Regions from separate parts of the Homo sapiens genome. Here region 1 is linked to region 2. Evidence: read pairs that join two places in POLR2A ChIA-PET (ENCODE). Cell type or tissue: K562. All regions are shown on one strand. Links, peaks and the distances in the headings refer to the core of each region. The heading gives the core; the rest is flanking DNA. Region 1 overlaps FBXO31 (F-box protein 31). Region 2 overlaps MAP1LC3B (microtubule associated protein 1 light chain 3 beta).

Region 1 (8,290 bases), core at 1-2,500, 64 kb after region 2:
TGCGACTTCTGAGTTAATGTCAGCTGCAGGCTGCCTGTATTAGAGCTAATTGTATGGGGACATAACTCCCAGACATTAAGATTTTTTTTCACATTGGGCCTCCTTTATGAAATGTGTGTTTTGGAACAGAGCTCTCTGGGCCTGCAGAGACCTCGTTTTAGTTCAGTGTTTCAGCATTGTGCAGTCAGTGGGTGAATCCCTCACGGGTGCTGCGAGTCAGCGCCCATCCCCCGAGCAGCCCCGAGCTCTGGCCTCTGCGTCCATCATCAGGTGGGCTCGGCCTGCGCCCTTAGCTACCCCTTCAGAGACAGGCTCAGCCCACACCCCCAGCTGCCCCTGCAGAGACAGGCTGGCTCTGGGAGTCAGCTTCTGGCTGATGAACAGTGGATGTGGCTCTTGCGGCACAGAGCGGGGTCGCAGAATGCTGTACGTGGCGTGCATTTGACTCAGCCCTCCCCCAGCTCACAGTTTCCCTCTTGTTTCTGCTCAGTTTTTATGGCACAGGCCTCATCGCGGGCCACGGCTTCACCAGCCCTGAACGCACCCCCGGGGTCTTCATCCTCTTCGATGAGGACCGCTTCGGGTTCGTCTGGCTGGAGCTGAAATCCTTCAGCCTGTACAGCCGGGTCCAGGCCACCTTCCGGAACGCAGATGCGCCGTCCCCACAGGCCTTCGATGAGATGCTCAAGAACATTCAGTCCCTCACCTCCTGACCGGCCACATCCTTGCCGCCACATCCCGGGTGGCTCTGGGGCTCTGAACTCTGACCTGTGAATAGAAGCAGCATGCACTTTGGAAATCCGGCCTTTTGACCAGAACGCACACCTCGTCGGGGGGCCCAGTCCAGCCACCCCCCAGCACTTTATGTAGAGAGTGTGACATAGACCTGCATATTTGTCAGTGCCATGATGGAAGAAGCTGAGCATGTCTTACCAAAAACAGAGAGAACGAGCCTGAATACAGCAGATGTAGGGGACAGCCGTGGGACCGCGTGAGAATTGAAGCGGTGGGGTTCCCGCACCCTGGGCTGGCTGGTGGTTTTCTCGGGAAGCAGGACCCTCCTGACTGGTGCTCTTCCTGTGAGCGGATAGAGTGATAGACTGGGTCGTGTGTGAGACGCATGTGCTCCACCCCACTCCTTTTGGGGGAAGCCAGGCAACAGTGGCCTCTGGGAGGGGGTCAGGAAGAGGCGAACAGCTCAGGCAGCGCAGGTGTGATGGGCACAGTACGCAGAGCAAGCTCGGGAAGTTGGTAGGATCTCAGGCTTGGGGCCGGGACTCTGGAGTGAATCCCCATTTCTCTACCGGCTTGCTTGGAGTTTGGACAGAAGCATTTCACCTCTGATCTCAGCTTCCCCACCTGTGGAGTGGGTTTAGTGACCTGAGTCACTAGGGAATGTCACCTGAATGCACAGCCCAGCCCATGCACCTGCCCCAGCCCCTCCAGCTTTGGAGCCAAGGCCATCGTTCCAGCCACTTGACTGTCCTCGACGGCCTGTTCCAGACAGGGCGTTTGTTTTGTCCATGCCTTCCTCCCTGCACGCACACGGCGTCAAAACCAAGCTGCCGGCCACTGTCTCCAGAACGCAAGGCTCCAGGCCCGTGTGTCTGAAGCAGTGAGTGGTCCACACAGGTGCCAGGAGTGCCCATATGAGATGACGAGGAAACCCCTTTGCAGGTGAGGGGACAGCTTTCTAGAAAAGCCACACCTGCATCTGGGGACACACTTTGGAAAGTGGGACCCTCCAGCCTGGAGACCCCATGGACTGATGCCTCCACTGCTGTGTGCCCCATGTTGTGTTAACACCTGCGTGTGGGGACCCCATCTGAGGTCTTGGCTGAGGTTGGCATCTCCTGAAGAACAGAGAGCACGGTGTCCAGAGCTGGCCCTTCCCCCAGCCCACAGCCAGCTCCGTGCCCGAGTGGGCGTCCCCAGCGAGCCTTCCCTCTCTGCCGCTTGTCCTTGTGTCTGGGCTGCTCCAAGTCCTTGTGCTGGGCACCCTGGACACGTCCTGCTGGTGAGGGACCTCGGGAAGGTGACAGTCTGTGTGCCTTGGTGTGGAGACCAACCTGAGGATGTCCTGGGAAATGTTTTCCTGATGAATTTCTCCTTGACTGGCCTTTAAAGAACATAAGAATTCCCATTGCCCAGCCTCAGTGCATTTGGCAAATGCTTACTTTGCTTCCCAGAGTCAGAGAATTGGCAAAGGTTCCTAAATGGTAATCTGGCCGGCCTGGGAGAAAGACTCACGAGAAAAGCCAGTGGAGAAAGCGCCCTTCCAGGGCGGCAGCAGCGGGAGCCACGCAGACCCCGAGGCGCACCTGCTGGCTCTTGTGTGTGGCCCCAGTTTCTAGCGGCTTTTGCAGCATTAGCCTACAAGCTTTGTCACTCCCTGCCCTCTGTGGTGGTCACTGTTTTTCTCTCTTGCCAAATGAGGCAGTCTCTGAGTGACGGTGACTGTGGCCTTGAAGCCTGGAGGACTGTTGGGCATGTAGACTGGCACCTTGAAGATTCACCATTGTTTAAATAAAATCAAGCAAATGCTTTTTTACCAAGAGCCCGAGCCTCGCTCTAAGGGACGCAGTCCTAGAGGCGTGCCCTTTGGGGCTTGAAGAGCACACTGTGGGACGCACGTGCTTCTGATTAAAGGAATCTCAGATCTCAATTACGCTTCCAGTGTTTGGGTATAGAAATAGCTTCCACCCATCATGTCTCAGCCATGGGCTGTTGGTCAGTTCATGTGGCTCCTGGTTCTGGTGTGTATGTTGGGGGCGGGGGTCTCTCCATGGTGGTGACCTGCAGTGATGCCAGGCAGGGCCAGAGCCACACAGCCAGGAAAGGGAGGCCTTTTTGGCCGCACAGCCAGTCCCTTCAGTCGTGACTACAGGTCTTGTTTTTTCCGCTCCGATGTGTCCTTAGCCAGTTCTTGGCTCCGGTTCTGTAGGGACAGGCACTGAATCTGCGCGCCTCAAAACAGCAGCTTCCCTTCCGGGGGAGGGCATCCACCCTCTCAGGGGATCCTGCAGGTGGCCCATTTCCTGCAGGTGAGAACTCGGAAGGGCTGATGTCGTCATCAGAGGCCTAAGGGCAGCTGAGAGTTGGATAAAACCGTTTCCAAGGAGGAGGCTGAGTAACCCAGTTCAGGACAGCCAAGCGCATTAGGCTTGATTGGGGAAGGTGGCAGGTGGAGTTGGGAGGTTGGGACTCTCCATCTTTTGCACCACGGATGCCTTTCTGTCGCTGTCTCACTCTGGGGCAGGATCAAGTCTGCTCTCTGGAGTGGGGCTGCCTGCAGTGCAGCTCTGCACACCTGAACGTGTTCTTTGTCACTTGTTTGGAAATGATGTGATTGAAGATTTCAGAGAGGTCATTGGAGGCTTTTCTGTGCCGGCACTGAATGTTCATTTGCATGAGGAAGTTGCAAACGACTTCTGCAGGCTGAGATTCAAGGCAGGTGGTATTGGGGTCCCTCAGCCCACCTGGGCCGTGACCTCAAGTGTCCACTGCTGAGTGTGAGTGGCTTTGCAGGCCTGGTGGTGGGAGAGCCTCAGGCTCCCTCCTTCTTCGTTCCTGACCATGCCCTGGGCCCCTTCAGTCTGCCTGCGGCTCTGTGGCATCCCTGCCCTGACACTGGGCACCTGTGCCCCTAGCAAGCCCACCTGGCACACGAGGAGGGAGGGGTGGGTGGCCATGTCCTTCCTCTAGCCACATGCCCTGCTGGCCGCTCCATTCTGAGCTTTGTGCAGAACCGGGTCTGAGCTGGAGATTTTTCTCTGAGAACCTGCAGTTGTGCTGCAGCCGCACGCAAGGGCCCTTCAGCCGCTGGCTCTGGCTTCCCTGACTCCTCAGGGCGTGTTCACCCCCAGGCTTTCTCACCTGCACACGGTTAGGCCATTTTCAGTGCTCGTGGGCAGTCACGGACAGCAGCAGAAACTCCTCAGCCCCTTTGTTACTTCAGAACGCCTGCCCACATGCATCTTCTGAGCTCGTGTTGTCCTCATGGCCGTGGGGTCTTGGGTGCGAACAGGAGATGCTGAGCTGTGGTCCACCGTCCAAGGTGCTGCAGAAAGCAGCTAGGCTCTTTTAGGATGTTTCTATTCTGGTTGCTGCCTTCGTGGTGTAACTTTTAAGAACACTTACGGGAATGTGCTCATAGAACCATCACCTGTCCTGAGAATAAAACTCCTGGAATCATGATCAAGTCCAGTGTTAACGTGGCCCAACCTGTCTGTACTTCTGGGGAGAGACCAGGAACATCACTGGACTCCTCATCCCCGTAATTATTTAGAGAAGATGCAAGCAGCAGATAGTCTCCATGCGGCTGGTACTTTTTTTGTTGTTTTTTGAGACAGGGTCTTGCTCTGTCACCTGGGCTGGAGTGCAGAGCGGCGATCATGGCTCCCTGAGGCCTCAACCTACTAGGCTCAAGCTGTCTGCCCGCCTTAGCCTCCCAAGTAGCTGGGACCACAGGCACCCACCACCACCATGCTTGGCTAACTTGTTTTTGTAGAGATGGAGTTTTGCCATGTTGCTCAGGTTGGTCTCGAACTCCCGATCTCAGGTGATCCACCCGCCTCGGCCTCCCAAAGTGCTGGGATTACAGGCGTGAGCCCCTGCGCCCCAGCCTTGGGGCCTGTCTTTGAATGGGAATGAGACTGTGCAAACCGTGGACTACCCTGTGTCACCCACAGCTCAGTGGCCTGCCTGCCGGCCCTCAGGGGCTGCTGACCGGGAGACCAGCCAGAGCACGAGGGGGTCAGGGCTGTGTGGGTTTTGGCCTGATTCTGCATTTGGTTGTTTCTGGGGGCCATGTAGCCTGCCTGCATTAGGAAAGCGCTGTGCCATCTGATCATGAGCACCTCTGCACCCCCTGGTAAGGTGACCTTGCAGCAGGAGCTGTGCCCTGCCTGGGTAGGCACCCACTAGGTAGGACCGGAGCAATCCTGGCAGCCGCCACCTGCACCCGTGCACTTGTTTCTCCTCACAGTTTCAAGTAAATCCGTTTTTGAAGGCTTGTTGTGTGTTTTGTGATTTCTTTGGGAATATGAGTTGGACGGAGGCGAGAGCCTTAAGCCATGCGAGCTGTCGGCCTGGGAACCCAGACTTCCCAGCTTCTTGAGGAAGTGTCAGATTTCCCGCGTTGACAGAAGGGAGCATTGAAGGGATGCCTTGGAGCCCAGACAGTGGTTGTCCCTGTGTCCTTCCCTTTGACCTGGCATCAGAGGTGTCTCGAGTCCCTACCCAGGGACCCAGAGGAGTTCGGGCCCCAGTAGATTTTCTTAGATTTAAGCCAAAGTGAGTTGCATTATCTGCAACGAGGACAGATATGGGAGGGAATGTGCTGAGAGCCAGGCAGATGAACTGAGGATCTCATTGATCTTTCTTTTGTGTTTACTAAACTCATATGTTCTTGTAAACAGTTCTTTAGCATAGACAGTGAAAGTACCCCCTGTTCTCATCCCAGCCTCCCCGTGAGTCACTGCTGCTAATTAATGCTGTTAGCTTGGAATTGTAGAAACAGGATGTTTTCCATGGTAATGCACTCAAAGTACACCCTCGATTGGCAGAAATTGGCAAGTGTGATTTTCCAAGTGTTGGCAGTGATGCAGGGGAACAGGAACGCAGGTGGGGCAGCTGTTTTGGGGACAGCTGGTACTAGCTCATGGCACTAAGGACACGGGCCCAGGGACTGGCATCTGCATCCTGAGGTGTCCACCCTCGGGCAACGCGAGAGCCCAGGCATGGGCCACGCAGGGATGTTCATTGCTACACTGTGACAACTGTCACAGGCCGGAAGGAGGCAGGTGGACTACGGTGGAGCCACCCATGCTGTCACCTGGCAGACGGGCACACAGCCTTGTTCCGTTGCAAAACAAGTGAGAGATGGTATTGGTGTAACATGTAAAAATGCAAATACTTAATTTTTATCAATTCATGTGTGGGGAAAAGCTGAAGATACGCGTGGGAATGGTGTGGTCACTTCTAGGGGTGTCGGAGGGTAGAACTTCAACTGTTTTGCTTTAAAAAGTAAGGATCGCATGGCAGAACTAGCATCTGTTCACCTGTTGATCCTGATACCGTGGATTACGAGACCCCCCCTCTTTTCTGTGTGGTTCAGAAACAAGCCCCTCAGACAGGACACAGTGCCCAGGGGCAGTGACCTGCAGGCCCACCCACTGCCATCTCCGCTGGTCTCGGGGTTGCCACATAGCCTGCCAGCTGCGGCTGCTTCCTGGGTGCCCTCCAGGGAGAGCAGGGGATCGTGGGTCCCCGGCGGTGGGTGTTTCCTTCTCCGGGGAGAGCAGGGGATCGTGGGTCCCCGGTGGTGGGTGTTTCCTTCTCTAAGGTTTGCTGCTGTTTCCAGGCCTTTCTGTGGGGCCTGGGTCCTGTCCTGGGGCCAAGCCACGGGGTCATCCTCAGCTGCACTGGGCGTGCCAACCACAAACGAGTCACTTGCTACAAGCAGCACCATGCAGCCTCCTGTCTGGACGAGACCCTGCCCCCCACAGACTGGAGACGCACCCCGATTTCCCAGGTCACAGGGGGAAGTGTGGATCTGATAAGGGACTAAATGTGGCGTCTTTCATATGTTTCTCTTACATATTTTATTTTAAAATGAAAAAAAAAATAAGGTCATGGGGAACGAGTAGAAGGCTGCTTCCTGCTGCAGTTCCCCTCTTGCTCCAAGAGTGGGGATGGCCCAGCTGGGGGGACCTGCTCCGGGCCTGGGTGCCGCAGCCTCACCTAGACACAAGGGCACAGGCTTTGTTCTCCAGGGATCTGTCCGACACCAGCATCCCCCCGGGGGCTCAGACCCTGCACTTTTCTGTCTGCTGCTGGGGTTGAGGGGACAGCAGATGGGCAGCGAGGGCTGGTGGCTGCCCAGGCTGGCCATGCCCAACACCAGCAGGTGAGGCGGAGGCCGAGAGGGTGTTGTGGCCGGGTCACCTGGGCCCATATGGAGCTCACTCCTCCCTGTGGGGGCCGCTTGGCTGTGCTGCCGGAGGCATGGCGCTTTCCCCACCCGATGGATGGCGGGGCTTCATCCTTCCTCCCCTTGCAGGAGGCACGGTGCCCAGGGTCCTCCGTTTGTCCCCCCTCCTTAGGGGAGGTCCCCTTTTGTGGTGTGACCTCTAGTGGGCATGTAGGGTCACTGCAGAGGGCTTGCCCCCAGCCAGCAATGTGAAACAAAATGCCATTTGGATAGTTTCCAAACCTACCCCGGCCCCCTCCCCATTTTGACTTGAAAATCCCCAAGTGACAGAAGGCACAATGCGTGTCCTTCCTATCTTTGCCTCCGTCCCTCTTCTTCCTGAGGGGTGCGATCCCTGGCGCCTTCCCTTCTTCCTTGTGTGCCGGCGTGGGCCCTCCCTGCCGTCCCTGAAGCCCACCTGCACTGCCTCTGAGCCGCGGAGGTCCTGGAAGCAAGGTGGAAAGGTGCTGGAGGGCCAGGGGGAGGCGCCCCTGCAGCGCTGTCCCTCCCCAGCAAACAAGCAGCTGGGCTCTGCTGGGTGTTCTCCATGGCACCGTGTTTGGCAGACATTAACCACGGAACAACCAGGAGTGCTGGTGTGGCTGGGATCAGCCCACTCCACAGGAGAGGAAGCAGCAGCTCAGAGAGGCTGAGTAATTTGCCCAGGGTCACACAGCCAGGGAGTATTAGCCCAGGGCCCCAGCCCCGCAGCCTCACCTCTCCTGAACATGCTCCTCTAGGAAGAGCCGCCGCCGGTGACGCTCAGTGTCAGTTGCTCTGGGACCCTTTCACCGAGTGTGGGGTGGAATCAGAAGCGCCAGCTCACACAGCAGTGGGGCCAGAGCAGTCCCGGCTGAAGCTAGGCGCTGATGAACTTGGACTGGAAATCTTAACTTGGGCTCAGCCAGAGTGTATTGCTTATAAAACCACGACTTTTCCCTTCCCATATGAGGACTTCTAGTACCTTGAATTCGGTTCTCATATAAAAACACGAGGGTGCTGTTTTACAGAAACACAGGGAGGCTAAGCCTGGCATGCTGCGGCCACGTGGGAATAAAACTTGGGCTCTTGGGACTCACATTTCAAGCCCGGAGCCAGCTAAGGCCTCTGACGGCGCAGCCCCCATGCCCCTCACAAATGTGGGTAGAGCTGGGTCAGCATCTGGCTTCCGCATCCCCATCTGCCGTGCGCCCCTGCCTTTCCAGCCTGTGGCTCACCTTGCCCAGCCCCACGGCCTGATGCCCTGGCTGCATCTGCCTTGGCTGGGGCTCCTCTGGGCATCTGGAGTTGCTGCTTCCTGGCTCCTTACAGGATGTT
Region 2 (4,993 bases), core at 2,494-4,993:
TGGTGAAACCCTGTCCCGTCTCTACTAAAAGTATAAAAATTAGCCGGGCGTGATGGCACATGCCTGTAATCCCAGCTACTCGGGAGGCTGAGGCAGGAGAATCACTTGAACCTGGGACACGGAGGTTGCAGTGAGCGGACATTGCACCACTGCACTCCAGCATGGGCGACAGAGCCAGACTCCATCTCAAAAAAAAAAAAAAATTCTTTTCTCCCTTTTAATAGAATCACTTATTGATAATTTCAACAACTGTACTAGACTGTGGGCAATACAGGGAAAAAAAAACAAGCCAAGTCCAGTTCCCAGAAACCCAAAAATACAGTTAGAGAGAAGTCATTTACAAAGCAATATGTGTGTTAAAAAAAAAAAGGCAATATGTGAACATATGACTTAGATGGCATTATTTAAAACCTCCAAAAAAAAAAATGAGCAAAATAACCTTGATTTACTATGGTAGGATTGATTCTCACGGTAAGCGCAAATAAATAATCAATGTCACGAACTTCCTGAGACAGAAAAAATATGGTGTGACCTACATAAATATGACGTTACTCTAATATCATTGCCAATCTCATTTGGATTAAAAAAAATTTTAGTATCATTCTTTTTTTGAGACAGAGTCTCACTCTGTTGCCCAGGCTGGAGTGCAGTGCTGCAATCTCCGCTCACTGCAAGCTCCGCCTCCTGGGTTCACACCATTCTCCTGCCTCAGCCTCCCGAGTAGCTGGGACTACAGGCACCCGACACCATGCTCGGCTAATTTTTTTGTATTTTTAGTAGAGACGGGTTTCACCCTGTTAACCAGGATGGTCTCCATCTCCTGACCTCGTGATCCGCCCACCTCAGCCTCCCAAAGTGCTGGGATTACAGGCGTGAGCCACCAAGCCCAGCCCAATTTTAGTATCACTCTTTATAAAAACTTTTAAAATTCCTGTGTTCAAGTACAGCCATAAGTTCGACTTCTGTTTCCCCATCCAAAACTTTAAAATCAGCTTCTAAGATACATTGCTAAATATAAACATCTTTGCAACAAAGATTGCAAACTCATGGATTTCTACCAGTGCATATTCCTATTGAATATATATGCAAATGATAAATTTGGTGGCTGGGCGCAGTGGCTCATGCCTGTAACCCCAGCACTTTGGGAGGCCGAGGCGGGTGGATCACGAGGTCAGGAGTTTGAGACTAGCCTGGCCACAATGGTGATAGCCCATCTCTACTAAAAATACAAAAATGAGCTGGGCGCGGCGTCCGGCGCCTGTAATCCCAGCTACTAGGGAGGCTGAGGTAGGAGAATCGCTTGAACCCGGGAGGCACAGGTTGCAGTCAGCCGAGATCACGCCACTGCACTCTAGTCTGGGCGACAGAGCAAGACTTTTGTCTCAAAAAAATGAAAAATAAAAATAATAATGACAAATTTCGCTATTGTTAACAGTAAAATTAACCTAGTGGCTCTTATCCTTTGACTCCTTCTCTACTTCCCAGCGAGATTCTCAGTGACCCCTCATCATCACCTCTCCTAAGTATGAGACATCTTCCTATGCCTGTCCTACCCCAGACCCTCTTCACAATAAAAACGTCCATTGTGTCAGTGTGGATTCAGTGTATAGGGTAAATCACGATTTAATTCACTCCAGCGAATAAGTGATACCTCTTTCATATATCCTGGAATGTTTCACATTTAAAAGCTTATCCTAATAAATCTAAAAGTAGAAACGTTCAGGCAGAGGGGAAAGAATTTTTTTTTTTTTTTTGAGATGGAGTCTTGCTCTGTCACTCAGGCTGGAGTGCAGTGGCGCGATCTCTGCTCACTGCAAGCTACGCCTCCCAGGTTCATGCCATTCTCCTCCCTCAGCATCCCAAGTAGCTGGGACTACAGGCGCCCGCCACCACGCCCGGCTAATTTTTTGTATTTTTAGTAAAGACGGGGTTTCATCATGTTAGCCAGGATGGTCTCAATCTCCTGACCTTGTGATCCGCCCACCTTGGCCTACCAAAATGTTGGGATTACAGGCATGTGCCACCACACCCGGCTGGAAACATTTTTTTAATATAGGAAACTAGGTTTGGCTGGGTGCGGTGGCTCACGCTCGTAAACCCAGCACTTTGGGAGGCCAAGGCGGGCGGATCACCTGAGGTCAGGAGTTAGAGACCATCCTGGCCAACACGGTGAAACCCTGTCTTTACTAAAAATACAAAAATTAGCTGGGCGTGATGGCGGGCACCCGTAATCCCAGCTACTCAGGAGGCTAAGGCAGGAGAATCACTTGAACCCAGGAGGCGGAGGTTGCAGTGAGCTGAGATCATGCCACTGCACTCCAGCCTGGGTGACAGCGCGAGATCCTGTCTCAAAAAAAAAAAAAAAAAAAAAAAAAAGGAAAGAAGGAAAAAACAGGCTCTATGAAGTTTCAAAGTCTGAAACTATAGTGTTTAAAGTTATCTTTATCCTGATTTATTCCCAAAACACGACCTAAAAAGACAAAAATGATTATTTTCATGAAAGGTGGGAAGTATATAAAAGACAAGTTACTTCCTTAAGCTGTAAAGAATAACACCCAAGTCCCATAGGAGCATCTTAGCACGCTGTCCAGCAGCAATGAAAATCCAGTGCTGAGCCTGGAGTAACTAACTGGCTGTACACGGTACACACGGATGCTCCACTCTCATTCTTCAGGAGACAGCTGTTTTAGAGGCTAACAGTATATTTAACAAAAGCATTATCAACAGCACAGTCAATGGCATAGAAGGAGGGCAAGTCTTTTACTCCCTGTTTCCTAATGCTGTAATCATCTGTTTTTGTCTTTCTCAACAGACTGCCCCGCTGGCAGTCAAGGACCCAGCTCCAGTCCAATCTGTGTCCCCCCAGGGCTCAGGCTTGTACACAGAAGAGAGTTCATCAACAACTGAATGAAAGCTGTAAAACAGAAATGAACACGGCTCCACATGCACAGCAAAATCTAACCTGCTTCCCCAGATTCCTTTCTTCTAAAACAAAAAAGATCCTTAAGAGCCTTTACAAACATTAAAACAAACGGTAGGAGCCTAAGGTGTCCTATTTTTAAGAACACGTTCTTTGCAAAGTTGTTTTGAGATATCTTCAGTCATTTTAAGTAAAATTTCAGTTTTTCCAGGATTTTCCAGGATTTACTTCTCAGAGAGAAACTGAAGCACTCCCCCTCCCCCAGGCCAGGCGTGGTGGCTCACACCTGTAATCCCAGGACTTTGGGAAACCAAGGTGGGAGGATCACTTGAGGCCAATAGTTAAAGCTGGCCTGGGCCACACAGCAACAACTCTTATTTGTCTGTTTGGTTTCTTTTTTTGGTAGAGATGAGCTCTCACTATGTTGCCCAGGCTGGTCTTGAACTCCCAAACTCAAGCGATCCTGCCTTGGCCTCCCAAAGTGCTGGGATTACAGGTGTGAGCCACCATGCCCCACACAATTTTAATTTTTGAAGTTCATTCAATATTTCCAACACATCTCCAAGGACACACTATGTCTCCTGACTCACACAGTCTTGGTCCACTTAATATACTGGAAATGATGGCTACCTACTGGAGACTGGAAGAATTCATGCCAGGTTAAAGGTACCAGTCCAGACTCTGCCACTAGGTGGACCATGATCTTCACCACCAGGCCCCACCCAGTTTCTTTAGCTACAAAAGGAAGGCGTTGTTTTCAGTGAGCCTTAAAATCCATTTCAACTTTGAGAACCCTGTCAATCCTGGTAGAGTTTATCAGCAGAGCTATATTCAGTATTAACCTTAAACTCACTCACTTGGAAAGAGAAAACACCACTCAAGCTAACTGGGGCTTATCTTAGGCTCCATAAAGAGGTTCTCTCTAAGGATTCATTTCCCTCACTTACTGTGCTACACATGTCTGAAAACTGTCAGTACTCATGATCAACATTACCAAAATATTCATGAACTAGAAAGATTTTTTTTTTTAATTACCAAAATCAGAAGCAAGGAAAGGTAACAGCTGTTAAGATATTTGACACATTTCTACAAAGTGACTATTAAAGAGATATTTAAAGGGGAGGGGGCAAAATAAAGGTGAGCCAAGGGAAAAAACCCTGAAAATACAGTATATACAAGGTCCATACATCAATGGGAAAAAAATGGGGCATTATTGCTGGTCTACCCTCAGGGCCACTTTTAGGTTCCAGGAAATTCCTTGTTCGGATGTGTTAGTCTCACATTTCCTACCCTTACTACCCACTCTTCGCAGAGACTTTTCCAGAATAACCCAAAAGTACTAAGCAAAAAAGAAAATAACTATAGTTTCTGTTATGAGAAAAAGGGCATCTCTCCTACATAAATGTTCCCAGTTAACTTTTCATTGGTGAAAACAGAAGCCAGGTCTGAGGGGGGCCGCTGGATCGCTTTAGCCCGGGAGGTCGAGGCTGCAGTGGGCTGTGATTGCACCACTGCACTCCAGCCCAGGTGACAGAGTGAGACCCTGTCTCAAAATAAAAAAGAAAAGAAAATCTGTCTTTAATGCTGCTCTCAGGGCTCAATAAGCCTAGACACTACAGTAAAGAGTTCATTAAGGTGACTAACAAGAAAACTACTAACAAAAAAGGCACGTGTAAGTCTTGCTAACCAACGGACTGCCTCAAGAGGCTGTCTGAAAAGATATGCTTGGCAAGCTAAGGTCCATTTTAATTTGCTTAAGTTTCTCAGGCATAAGAAAAAAAATAATGGTCAATGAGACCTGCAAAACTATATCCAAACTCAAATGAATGCTAAACTCTTTCTAGACTCCGGGAAACTAGGCAAAAGCAGACAAACAGCACCACTGTGTGGGCTCCTGACGAGGATGGCGGCAGGCATTCGCAGTCCACCGCGATGAACACGGTGCTTCCCTTCCAAACCGGTGTCTGGAACTTAGGCAACAACAGATACCTGGATCTGCGGCGTTCTCTTGCTCAAGCGGGAAATAATCACTTCGCATCATCTGCGTGGAGTAAATATTGTGATGGTGACACC

What was found. Peaks named below come from ENCODE experiments on the same cell type or tissue, not always from the same donor. Only the 100,000 strongest peaks of a DNase experiment are listed, where the experiment ranks them.
Region 1: POLR2A ChIA-PET joins it to region 2 with 5 read pairs; 13 of 35 experiments call an interaction of 5 or more read pairs at or near these places.

What each region holds. Positions count from the first base shown.
Region 1 is chr16:87,323,711-87,332,000 of GRCh38, reverse strand. FBXO31 (F-box protein 31) reads left to right here. Exons shown (of 9, transcript NM_024735.5): 9 at 491-5,014. The coding sequence ends at 713. Among named protein-coding and RNA genes, the nearest start is that of C16orf95-DT, 10 kb to the right of the region's middle. RefSeq lists an enhancer at 253-754. In K562, for the core only: no CTCF peak of the experiment used is centred there; no DNase peak of the experiment used is centred there.
Region 2 is chr16:87,393,236-87,398,228 of GRCh38, reverse strand. The region is part of intron 1 of MAP1LC3B (microtubule associated protein 1 light chain 3 beta); the gene reads right to left. Among named protein-coding and RNA genes, the nearest start is that of MAP1LC3B, 3.4 kb to the right of the region's middle. RefSeq lists an enhancer at 4,711-4,760. In K562, for the core only: CTCF peaks have their summits at 3,611 and 4,809; DNase peaks (open chromatin) are centred at 3,608 and 4,838; H3K4me3 peaks cover 921 bases.